3 separate regions of the Homo sapiens genome follow, and regions 1 and 3 are each linked to region 2. The links are chromatin contacts, found by Hi-C or POLR2A ChIA-PET in ENCODE. All regions are on one chromosome and are shown on one strand. Each heading gives the region's core, a stretch centred on a gene start or an enhancer-like site at or near the end of the contact. The rest is flanking DNA. Distances are from core to core; before and after follow the strand shown. Region 1 overlaps VAPB (VAMP associated protein B and C). Region 2 overlaps RAB22A (RAB22A, member RAS oncogene family). Region 3 has its middle 8.6 kb from the start of ANKRD60.

Region 1 (4,115 bases), core at 1,096-3,595, 66 kb before region 2:
AGGTTACAGTGAGCGAAGATCGCTCCACTGCACTCCAGCCTGTGTGATGGAGCAAGACTCTGTTATCAAAATAAATAAATAAATAAATAAATACGGTGTTGATAAAATTTAAGGGAGGAAAGAACACAAGGAGCATAGAGCAGTTTTAGGACAGTAAAACTGAAACTACTCTGATATTATAATGGTGGATACATGTCATTATACATTTGTAAAAACTCACAGAATGTACAACACTAGAAATGAATACTAACGCAGACTACGGACTCTGGCTAACAATGACATGTCAATGTAGGTTCACCAATGGTAACCAATGTACCTCTCAGTGTAGGATGTTGGCAGTGGAGGGGGTTATGATGCATGTGTGGGGTAGGAGTTACAAGAGAACTCTGTGCATACTTTCTGCTCAGTTTTTGTGTGAACCTAAAACTGTTCTAAACTATATTTTTTTTAAAAAAAGGAAGGGGAAAAAGCATTTGGTCTTTTATATTAATTCACTTTCGGTAGTATCCCCCTTAACATTTCTAATATTAAATATTATTGAGATTTTGAAAATATCTATCTGTATTGTGTGTGTGTGTGTGTGTGTGTGTGTGTGTATATGAATAAAGATTCTTTGTTGTGCAAAGTGATTGCTCCTCTTCCTTTTCTAGAGTTCATGAAATTCTGGTTTCACAAATACATATCCTTCCTTTGTTATTTATCTTCTGATGTAGCTACAATACTTTGAAACTCAACCTATATATGTTACCAAATAAGTTGTATACCAATTTGATATATAATCTATCAGGTCTCAGCTTTCCAGATACAAGTTTAAAGTTATTAGCTTCACAACAGTTTTTTCCACTCTGCATAAAAAAAGCTATATTATTTTATACTCTTGCAAACACAAATTAGGTACAGTATCTCTCCTTTTCACAGCCTCTCCAAAAAACAAATTACCATATTTCACTTCAACTCTAAAAAGATTACCTTCTGGGAAGGTAATAATCTGTCTCCAGAAGCCTATGACTTTTGATGGATTTTGTTAAGACAATAAAAGTGTGCTTGAGGTTTCAATACAGTAGACTCTCTATGTGGGAAAAATACACTAAAATGGAGGGACACGGACATTCTAAAGCAAAATCTGTTGGATATCTTATTAATATTTTTAAATTTTACCCTTTGACAGTCTATTTACATTAAAAAGTATCCTATTGCTTTCTGCGTTCTATACCCATCTGCAGTGCACCAATCCCCACATTATTTCTTTTCTTGTTTATGTAAATCTTCCCCTTCTAGAATGGAAACTCCATCAACACAGACTTTTTTGTCCCTCTTGTTCATTACTGATCATCAGCACCTAGAGCACTTGCAGGCATAGAACAGATGCTCAATAATATATTTGCTGAATGAACAAATAGCCATGCCATGCTTCCATCTACTTCACACAATGGCTGTATTCTTCCTCTATGCACCCTCTGTAAGCACATCCAGGCTCTGGGTGAATAAATACTGAGACTACTGCTGCTCCTGTTCCAGCATTACACCCTTTTCATCTTCTGCATAGGACATATTTTGTTTGTTCCTTTCCTGTTTCCACATGGAGTGGGGGGCGGGGTGGGGGGGGGGGGTGTCTGTCCTATTCATCACCAGATCCTCCAAACTAGAACAGTGCCACAAACATAGTAAAAATGTATGCTGCATGAATACGAGACTTCCTCAGAGGTCATTGTACTCTGATTCTGCTGCATTTCCTGTAAACAGACACCTACTTCAAAACCCGGATCTGAAATCACTCTAAATTTGTGCTGCTTATATACAGGTTGAAGGTATTAAAAATGCTCACTGTGTCAATAATGCTTTCATCATAATTATTCTATGGTGTTTTTTTTTAAAGTTGCCCCCTCCCTAAAAAATGAAAGATACCATACTAACAGATATTCGAAGAGAGTGAGCTGTTAAATAACCATGAACTCAAGAATAAGGACACTGGAGAAGTTTTCTTAAAAATCTATTTTCTTGATCGAATTGTTAGCTCACACATTAAATCAATGCTTTAGAAACAAAAATAAAGCTTTAAAGCTTTGCAACCAATGTGTTTAAATGGCAGACATTATATTCCAATATTCCAGCAGAAAGCCTGATTGTATAGCTCTTATTTTGAAATAACCACATAAAAACAACCCTACCCATAGACACATAACTTTCCTGAAGAACTCTTAGAATGCAGTGTTTTAAATTAATAAAGTATTCTCCTGGTATCCTCGGGAGCCAGCCAGCTACTGAGAAACATCACACCTGTTATTGCAGCAAGAGAAATCAACACCAAGAACTCTCACTGATGATGCCATCAAAGGCACACCAGAAGCCAACTTGATTGAAATAGACTATACCAGACTTGCAGGGTGCTTACTCAATTCACTAGTTTCCTAGGTCTTTCAGAGCAGAAAGAAACAAAACTCAGCCTGCCACCACCTCCATGGGTGGGAAAACTAAACTGGAAGACATGCTACTGTATTTTAAGAATTCCTAAGATCAAACTCAGGAAAGCTACCTGAAAAAAAATACAAAGTTAGTAAGGAACAGCCTGGAAAACTAAGATATTTGCAGTTTATATAACAGATGAATGGCCAGAATTGAAAATATATAAAGAATTCTCTTACTTACAATAAAAATTCTAAAATCTCATGAAGGAATACTATACAACTCTTTAAAAGAATGAACTAGATCTGTATTTCAACAGTTGATAGGTCTCAAAAACATGTTAAGTCATCCATACACCATGACACTACATTAAGTGATCTAGAAAAAAACGGAAATAGTTCACATTAAATTCCTCCGGGGAGTTAAAAAAAAAACAAAAAAAAAAGGAGGGCGTATGAATCAGCAGATATGGAGTACAGACATGCCATAAATTATTAGTGAAGTTTTACTTGTTTTATTAAAGAAAGATTTAAAACGAGTCTTCTAACAAATTATTAACATTTAGTTACTCCATACTGGGGTATTTATATTATCTGTATTTTTCTGTACTTAAAAATTTTTTCATATACAGAAAGCTACCTGTAGTTTATGTGAGATCCAAACAAGGTTCTTTTGAAATAATTTTCTACTTGTTCAGACTTGTAAAGTTGTTGAAAACTGATAAACCAGCCTTGATAGTCATGCTTGTATAATTTATAAAAATCAAGGTTATCACTCAAAACATGTTTAAAGTTGCAGTGGTCTCATTAACTCAAGACAAAGACCCATGTGTACAATTCTGACAAAAGCTTCTGTATGAACTTCAAATACTAGAAACCATCTAAAGATAAATACTGTCACTACTTTCCTTTAATACACTAGATTTTTTTTCGTAATAGAAAAATGGCTAAAAGGAGTATATAAGAGCTGAGGCTTCATACATTCTATCTATATCCAGCACTAATATTATCGTGCAGTAGAAGATTATTCACAGATGAATTTTACATCAGTTCTAAAAGGATCTTAGACGATTTAATAAACTGAATTTTTTCAATGCATTCTTTATCCCATTGACTAACGAACATCTAGTAATTATTCTCTACTTGAAAGACCAAAATTTCTGATTACAGTAATCACAAAAATAAACAAAAAGATAAGCAATATTCTACTGCAAATAAAATTCTATCTAAATAGAAGAGTGACAAAACATGATTCACATTTTACACAAAGCAGGATGAGTCAAGACAGATAATATGCTCAAGTTAGGGGTATGAGTGATAAAATAGCATGGGGTCCCAATTTCTCATGGTTGTAGTTGTTTTAACAGTTCAAGTGCAAAAAGTCATTAACAACAGAAGTAAAACTTCTCCAAAGTGTTCCATCTTTAGTGGAGATGACAGCATGTGAAAAAGCCTCCATACGAAAATCAACACATCCAATTCACACCAGATACAGAACAGGGGAGAAGAACAAGTTTAGCATTCTGCACCTTGATGATCCAACTGGAATTTTCAATCTGTGAACGATGAGAAACAGTAGAACGTGGTTTATCAGTTAGTGTGTAATCTGTTCTGGTTCCTTTTCAATAAAGAACCTAAGTGGCTATACCAGTGATAAGAGATTATCAACCAGGTCAGCAGCTTCTTAAACTCAAGAAGAGGCCAGGGGAAAGG
Region 2 (4,055 bases), core at 217-2,716:
CAGAAGAGAAGTGAGTAACGTGAGATGACAGGGATGCTGACAGTTTAGTTGGAACTTTCATTTGGGCCTCAGAAAAACAGAGTAAATTAAAGAGTGACTTACTCGTTCTTGTCCAGCTGTATCCCAGATTAGGAATTTATGTAGCTCATTTTGGTACTGGACAGTCTTGGTCATAAAAGATGCCCTATAAAGAGAGACCTAAATGATCAGAATACAATTATGTAAAGCACGTTTCCAGCCCCAGTCGGAAACATCACTTAGACTCAACCAACGCTCAGTCTCCCAGCACCACGCTGTATCCTAATTGTGTTCCTCTCTGGAGTATTTATGGGATGCTCAGATGCTGAGTGCATATCCTCCGTCAAAATAAAGCATTAGGCACATCTGCCCGACACCAAGAAGGAAGGGTTCTAAGCTCCTTATCAAAAGAATCAAGAGATAGTTTGGCAACACAGACATTAGCCTCCCTTGTAAAACACAAAACCTGTTATTTAAAGAGATGTTATCATGGGAAAATATTCCTAAAAAACTATGTCCAGGAATGTATACACTAGTTAAAAAAAAAACTTTTTAGGATCTGGCTTTGTCCTCCCCCAATTCCCAAACCACATTCCCATGTAAATAGGTGAGTGAGAGCTAGTGTTAACATGCGAATTAATAACATTAAGGTGTTGAACAAGGAGCAGGAAGATGGCTGGAGAAGTAACAGCTGCACCAAGGGGACCCGATTCATCATCAGTGCCCCTGACGACCACCTGCATTTCATCGACAAAACGGGTTTCTCAGCTGAAGTTCAACATCACACCTTGGGGCCTCATCGAGCCCCGGATGGGAGAAGGAATCATGGTTTGCAGGTCACACCGCTCACTTTCAGGGAGCTACTCTGCCCAGGGCACTCTGACGGCAGGGTTCCTATTATTTTGGGGGTTCTACATTTGGAGAATCTTGAGTGAGACCTCAAAATCTGTGTATCCTCTGAAGAGCCATGGTGGCCCAGAAGACACGCCTGGACACTTGGGGGACTCCAGGACACAGGTTCAGGATTCTTGCCCTGGGATTGGGCCCAGCTCCAATACTACCTTCCATTCCCCCCTCACCCAGAGGGCAGCCTCCCAGGAAGTCCTTTGTCTCCCAGTCTTCTCAAAGCATCCCAGTCTGGCCAGTAGAGCCCAAAGATGGGTGTGTCTTCTTTTCTAATGAAAAATAAGACTTCTGGAACCAAGTACGAAGTTATACTTTTTTTTTTTTTTTTTGCCAAATTGTACTCTTGTTTTTTGGCCAAGTTGTACCCAAATCACTCCAATCAGGACATTGAACTCAATGGCTGGCATTTTCAGATATGCTGAGGCCTTGAAATATTTTTCTTGAGATTCAAGTGATAATCTTCAAGAAAAGTGCAAGTTGAATAGACAGGATGACTTTCTGATGAATCATGAGCTTAGACAAGTATCAGAATCCTTAGTTTTAAAACTTCAACTCTGATACAATGAATTCCTGGCAATATTTATATAAATTTATGCCATGGCAAGTAGCCTCCAAAACAGTGACTGTGACTAGGAAGCGAAGGTAAATTAGGAGGCAAGATCATATTTACTGATAGGTACTACTTATTGGATATTTATTTACTGAAAATTTACCCCTTGGTATCCTTAGTAAAGTGCTTTGTACACAGAAGGTACTCATAAATGGTTATTGTATCAAGAACTTTTGGTGACTCACTATGATTAAATCAGGATGTACAACATGGTTTCTCACTTAGGAAATATCTAAGCATTCAAAAAGCATTGTTTATTGTGAAGATTAAATGAGATGATGTATGTGGAAGTGCTCTGTAAATTGTAAAGCACTGTATCTATACAAGGTATTATTATTATTATTTAAAGGCAGCTCCAGGAAATGTTTTAGTTTAGACTTTGCAATTAGTCCTAAAAGCTTGCAACTCAACTCTCCATCAATTATGGTTGTGGTGTTACATTTATGAGTGACAACAGGCATCCAACAGGAGCCTACCAACAGAGCCAACACATCCAACACTTCCATTTTGGCTGCTCAAAGGAAGAAGAAATATATTTCAAGTAGACAAAAAGCTGAGAAAGGTATACACAATAATTATGACAGGATTGGGACTCAATGAAGTTTAACCTACCTGCCAAGCATTTACCTTTAATTAAAACATTACTTATTACTGACTTATTATTGAGTCAGATAAAAGACAAAATGGCAGCTATGATGTAATGAAAGTGCCCTGAAGGATTAAATCTAACTCCCTGTCTGACCCTGGACCACCCTTCTACTCTCCCCTTTCATCACTTTCACCACGCCTCCTTCCTGTCTACCCTGAAGTTTTCTTGTACCTCAAGCTCCCTTCTTGGGTCTAAGTCTCTGCTGTTGGCTTCCAGTCCATTGATCACCAGCATCACTTGCCCACACCACCAGTTCTCTAGCCTCCTTGCCTGTCTTGTCTCAACCACCCAGAAAAGCCCCAACAGCCTCTCCACCTGCTTCCTCTACCCAATGGTTGGGTGGTGGCTTCGCTGGAGGAAAAATTACAAAACTATGTGGACGGCCATGAAGATTCTACGCTTTGTCTGCTGGGCATGCGTCTTAGGCCTTCTTCCATTCCACAGCAATTATCCCACATTCTCTCTCCTCCTTTCCAGTTCTCTACCACTTCCAGCTACCTGTCTCTTCAGGACAACAGCTTGTTTCAGCCTTCTCAGAGAAAACAGGTTATAAGCCCCAAGACTTTCAACCAGCTCCCCAGTCAACACTTTCAACTAGAGAACAGACGAATTTCCACTCATACTTGCTGTGACTTCCATTTTTCTGACTTTTGCTGAGTCAGAGATGTCTTTTCTTTGGCTCATGTGTCAATGCTGCCCTGGTTCATGACCCCAGCACATCCTGCCTTGGCCACTGCAGTCATCAAACTGGTCTCAAGTCTCAAATCTTTTCAATTGTCCCTGTGTCCACCTTCCCACGGACCACTGACTGCTCCTCTTCCTTGGATGCTTTCCCACTGGCTCTCCCCTGGCCAGATGCTCCCCATCGTTTGGGTCTCAGCTTAAATGTTAATGACCATAGACACCTGTGCCATCTACCCCACCAGGCAGCCTCCCACCCAACTCACCACTGCACTTTGTCTTTAGAGCAGCTTTCACAACATCTGAGTAGTTCATTTATGTTTTTTTCTTTTTAAAGTTTGCCTGTTCAATGTCTGACTTACCCATGAGAATTTTAAGTTCTTTGAGTGTAGGGGCCTCGCTGTAACTCTTCCTCTGTAATAGGGGTATCTTCCTCATCTCTCCATCTCCTTGCTATCCTAGAACTCCAACAAAACATTTATCATGTAGCCTACAAGCTAAGTGGCTGTCTGTTATGCCAACAGATCTAGGGTGTCTTGGCCAAGCACTTCCTGAAGCATGAAGTGAGAAGTACTATTGAAATGCAGGTAAAACGTTGAGATTAGAGCAGACCTGGGCTCTGCAACCTTAGCAAGGTGTGTGGCCTTTAGGGTATGTGGGAAGTGGCTCAACTAGTGCAAGGCTGAGTACGCCCAAGCAGTGTCCTTCCTGCCTTCTGCCAAGCCACCAGCTCCAACTCCTTCTAGCCCACAGGCAACCAGCAAAATCCAGGAGTTACAGCAAAGTCACTGTGTCCCTCTCTCACTCAAAGCTCTGGAATTCTGCTAAGAAGTCATATCGCTTTTTGGAAGGAGGGGGTGTCTCTTTCCTGCTCATTCACGTTTGAATCAGGAGTTTTTTCCCAACCCCACGTCACAGCTCAAGTGGCCAACCTTTCTCCCCTCAACCCCACAATGCATTTCTGTTGATTTCTGAGAGGTTAAAATCTTGGCCTATCACATCTGTAAGAACCACTTCCTCCTCAGCATTAGGATTGGATTCTTTTCCGTAGTGGTAACACCTGGATTCAGGGTGAGACATGGGAGGGGGAGGTTGCCTGTGGCGCCTCCCGAGCTCTGGGCTAGCCCCAGGCAGAAGTCCTGCAGGAGCAGGACTCAACAATGGATTCCTTCCTACGGTCAGGTCTTCACC
Region 3 (4,083 bases), core at 889-3,388, 110 kb after region 2:
GCAGCTGACCTGGTGCCTATCTTCAATGGATTTTTAAAGGATCTGGATGAAGTGCGAATAGGAGTTCTTAGACACCTGTATGATTTTCTAAAGGTAGGAAGAAGGGTTAAAAGCAAAAAACAAGCCTCCTCTCTCCGAATCAAATTTGTGAAGCCCTGGATGTCTATGGTGTCAGTGAAAAAAACAATGCAGTTTTTAGCTTTCTTTAGCTGAAATGTACCATCCATAATCTTAAAGTGGATGTTCTTTCAGTGATGGGTAAATATTTTAAACTTTTTTCTCCTCATTTTCCTGTCCATTAGAGTTTTAATTCTGTGGAAGATGGTAGACACAAAGCCTAGCACACTCTTTGCAAAAGAAGAAATCAAGGCCCCCAGGTAGTGACCTGACTTGCCCAGAAGTCACCCAGGGGAAGAGCCTGGGCTGAAGTCCAACCTCTGTTCTGCATGAAGCACTTTTTCTGCAAGTCGCTGCTGCTTCCCTTCTGGCTTCCCCCCCTCCCCCCCAAACGAACGATGAATATAAAAAATAAGAGTTTAAAAATGACCTAGAGAAACTAATTACTCTCATCCACATGACCAAGAGCTGCCCTTCACGGACTCTGGTGTGCGCTGCTCCAGCTGAGTCTCTCCTCTCCTGGTGCCGAGCAGCCTCGCTCCCTGGGAAGCGGCAGTGGCACACTGTCTTCCAAACACACACAGACTGGGTTTTTGTTTGTCTGTTTTTTTGTTTTTAGATAGGAAATTACTAAAGCAGGAAGACCTCAGGGGCATTCAGAAATACATAATAAGCACATGTCCTAGCCAGGGGAAAAGGTTGGAGGTGTTCAGGGATGCATTTGATGTCAGTGTACAGCAGTGTTCATTCGCAGCCACGCTGCGTGATAGATGACGAGGTGTAGGGGAAATGCAAAAGTTCTTGCCAGTGACAAATGTATAATTGGAAGTGGAATAAAAGGGGGCATTTGGGGTCATTTTGAAGGATTATACATGTTTGTTTATATATACATTTTTAAAAAATAGTTGCTTCATGAAGACAAGAGGAGAGACTATCTTTATCAGCTTCAAGAATTTGTAGTGACTGATAACAGCAGGAATTGGAGGTTTCGATATGAACTAGCAGAGTAAGTAAAAACATATTTGGGGATATGAGAAAGCAAACTAGATGGAATAAATCTTAATTTTCTTACCATATAATTGATTTCTAAAGCAGCAGCAATAGTGTTCTTTTAGATAAAGAGATTATGTTTTTATTAAGGTATAAACAGAATTCCAAAAACCCTGAGTTACAAATACCACAGTCTCCGGGGAGACATTCATTTTCAGATGAAGACAGGGCTTGAGTCACTTTCGAATTAGAGTGTTCTGCTGTTCTAGAAGGCAATTTATTTGAACCAAATAAAAGATGAATCACCCACTCTTCAGTGTTTTCCTATTAATCGGAGCAGTTTTTACCAGAGCTTTCCTGAACATTCTGAGTGTGGTCCTCTCCGTAGGGTACAGCATGCTTAATGCCCTTTAGCTACTGTGGGAGACAGGAAGGGGTCTAACCCAGATGAGATGATTATGAAACAAAAAGGTTCCCCAAGGTGGCTCCTATCTGCACATCATTTTGTGCCTGAAGGAGTTATTTAATTCTGTCTTGAGCTGGCAAAAGGAATGTTCCAGGCTTTAGTGATGATGAAAGGGTGGAAGCATCAGTTTAAATAACTCCCCTTCCTAAGGTATATAATGTGCCTTTCACGGTGTGGAGGGAATTTGTTTGTGGCAGTTGTTGTTTGGGTTTTAGTTTTTACCTTGTTTTCATTTCGGTGTCTTTAGTTTTCATTTTTCTCATCCACAACTAGAAATCTCTCAAATAATTGTCTTCCCTGAATAAATTCATCAGGCTTTTGCAGCTATTCAGGATATGATTTGGCTGATGCCAGGGGCAAACCGAAAGCCTTTCTCTTTGCTGTGGTCTTTAATCATTCTGCTTAATTTGAGAGATTGAGGTTTCAGTCATTTTACCATGTTCCCAGCATCCTGTTCTGAGTCGAGAAAAACAGGCCCACGTTTTCCATGAAAGCAGTGCGACCTCTAGCGGCGGCGCACGGGAAGTAGGCGCGCTCGGTGCCCGGCGGGGCTTCCCCGGGTGGTTGCGCGGCCCCAGTGCCCGACCACGTTATCTAGCCCCCTACGCGCCCTATCTCCCATCTCCCGGCTTATTGAAGCCACAGCGACTGATATGAATTCTGTGCTCCGGTGCCCATGATATTGGTATCATGTTTTTGAAAACGGTGCTTTTTGATATGAAAGTATTCACCAGCACTCCGGGCTTCTGGTTCTAACTTCCTCCCCATCTCTTTTTCATTTCCTTTCGTTGCCTGGGTGAAAGCAATGTCATTTATTTTCATGCCCTTCTCCCCATCCCCATTTAGAAAGTAGTGAAAGCTTTGGTAGTGGGTTTTCGCAGCCAGCCGTCTCCTGCATGCTTTTGTCTTTCGGAGTAAGGAGCACGCGCTCCCAGTTCTCTCCAAGCGGACCTCGCTGCAGTGAAACCACCTCGTGCTGCCAAGAGCCGCGAGCAGGAGCATCCGGTTCGGTTTGCAGTCGGAGAAACGCCGGGGCGGTCGTGCAATCTCAGAGTGTTCGCTTGATCTGTTGACCTTTGTGAACTTCAACATTCTGGCTATTTTTATGTTATCTGATTTTTAAAGTTTTATGTGCTTTTCAACTGATAACCTAAAATTGAAATATTAAATCTGTATTCATAAATTTCTCAGCCTCTATTTTACAGAGTTTATTTCCTTTTTGTTTGATTTGTATGTGTGTGAGATGAAGAATTAAAATTTTGTTCACATTTTTTTTGCATGGTCATTTTGCTCAGCTTTCTGCTGTTGGCATTTTACTGAAGACCGAAATCTTGCTGGGTCTTTTGCTGTTCATTTCCCAGCCTGGCTATTTTTATCTGTAAGATGAAATAACAGTAAAAAGAAATCAATAATTTTGTTTTTTTGCCCAAAAATAATGTTTTTTTTGTTGTTGTTTTTGTTGTTGTTGTTTTCCTTTTAATTTCAGACAGCTGATACTGATTCTGGAACTCTATAGTCCCAATGATGTTTATGATTACCTAATGCACATTGCCTTAAAGTTGTGTGCAGATCAAGTTTCTGAAGTTCGGTGGATCTCCTTCAAACTAGTAAGGAATCAGGGCATTTGCTCTGTGATTTTTACAAATAGGAATGTTGATGTATCTTCCATTTTAACTCTTTTAATTTTTCTGGGCTTACTTTGTCAGCTAACCTATGAAACTAGCTTTTAAAATTTGAAATTAGGAACTATATTATAGTTTTATCAATTTGTAGGATAGCTTTTTTTGTTATATGTTTCAGTGACGGCAATTGTGGAGTAATCCTTTTATATATGAAACTCTTTAAGCCATAGGTTAGTGTTTTTAAAATACAGGTTGATTTACAGCTTGGTTTTGTAGAAAAATATTTAGTGAGCAAAGACTCTGCTGTAGAAAAGCTGATCCTATTTTTTTATGTGGGCTTTACACCAGCTGAATACTGATGAAAAAAAATCACATTTGACAATATTGATTTTAAGATACTCTGATGGTATTAAAATTTTATAAAAATGACATGTTCTGAAAGGTAATGATTTAGTTATTAAGCAAGGGGACATGCTCTAAAATTTGGAACCTTAAGATTAAGAATGTATTTTTCTAATGTCAGTCTCCTTTGAAGTTTCATTTTTATGAAGGGTTTTATGTGTGTGTGTGTATTGCCTATATTTAAACATCTTTTTTCTCTGTGTTCTAATGATGACCGTGACAAAAATTACTTTCTCCTGCGCCTATAAATTCATTTTAAAGGTGGAAGGATGCATAAAAATGTCTAGTTTCCGTGTAGAGTAGTATTCGTAATTCAAATAGATGGCAGCATTTTAAATGTGCTCTTTTGATGTTTTTCACAGGTCGTGGCAATTCTGCAGAAGTTCTATTCCAACAGTGAAAGTGCATTGGGGTTAAATTTCATCAATGAGCTCATCATAAGGTTCCGGCACTGTTCTAAGTGGGTTGGAAGGCAAGCTTTCGCTT

Evidence for each region. Hi-C counts contacts between places; a loop is a spot of excess contacts on that map. ChIA-PET counts read pairs that join two places held with the same protein, here RNA polymerase II (POLR2A). Pooled maps may share reads with other maps.
Region 1: POLR2A ChIA-PET joins it to region 2 with 27 read pairs in activated CD4-positive, alpha-beta T cell. The contact joins two enhancer-like sites. A Hi-C loop is called at or near these places in 1 of 168 maps with a recorded cell type or tissue (chondrocyte) and 3 of 50 pooled maps. POLR2A ChIA-PET finds 5 or more read pairs at or near these places in 8 of 52 experiments (AG04450, BJ, GM12878 and 5 more).
Region 3: a map of PC-3 shows a loop between it and region 2 (3-fold over the local background). The contact joins two enhancer-like sites. A Hi-C loop is called at or near these places in 3 of 168 maps with a recorded cell type or tissue (IMR-90, PC-3 and psoas muscle) and 9 of 50 pooled maps. POLR2A ChIA-PET finds 5 or more read pairs at or near these places in 3 of 52 experiments (PC-3, RWPE1 and activated CD4-positive, alpha-beta T cell).

Annotation. Positions count from the first base shown.
Region 1 is chr20:58,406,386-58,410,500 of GRCh38, reverse strand. The region is part of intron 1 of VAPB (VAMP associated protein B and C); the gene reads right to left. Among named protein-coding and RNA genes, the nearest start is that of VAPB, 19 kb to the right of the region's middle. Within about 2 kb of position 2,345, at least 11 of the 41 ENCODE cell types and tissues checked have a DNase peak (open chromatin) inside an H3K27ac peak, as active enhancers do.
Region 2 is chr20:58,339,847-58,343,901 of GRCh38, reverse strand. It overlaps RAB22A (RAB22A, member RAS oncogene family), which reads right to left. Exons shown (of 7, transcript NM_020673.3): 3 at 103-184. Among named protein-coding and RNA genes, the nearest start is that of RAB22A, 32 kb to the right of the region's middle. Within about 2 kb of position 1,466, at least 4 of the 41 ENCODE cell types and tissues checked have a DNase peak (open chromatin) inside an H3K27ac peak, as active enhancers do; they include PC-3, where a contact is called at or near this core.
Region 3 is chr20:58,235,251-58,239,333 of GRCh38, reverse strand. It overlaps the pseudogene PPP4R1L. Among named protein-coding and RNA genes, the nearest start is that of ANKRD60, 8.6 kb to the right of the region's middle. RefSeq lists a silencer at 2,160-2,209. Within about 2 kb of position 2,138, at least 11 of the 41 ENCODE cell types and tissues checked have a DNase peak (open chromatin) inside an H3K27ac peak, as active enhancers do; they include PC-3, where a contact is called at or near this core.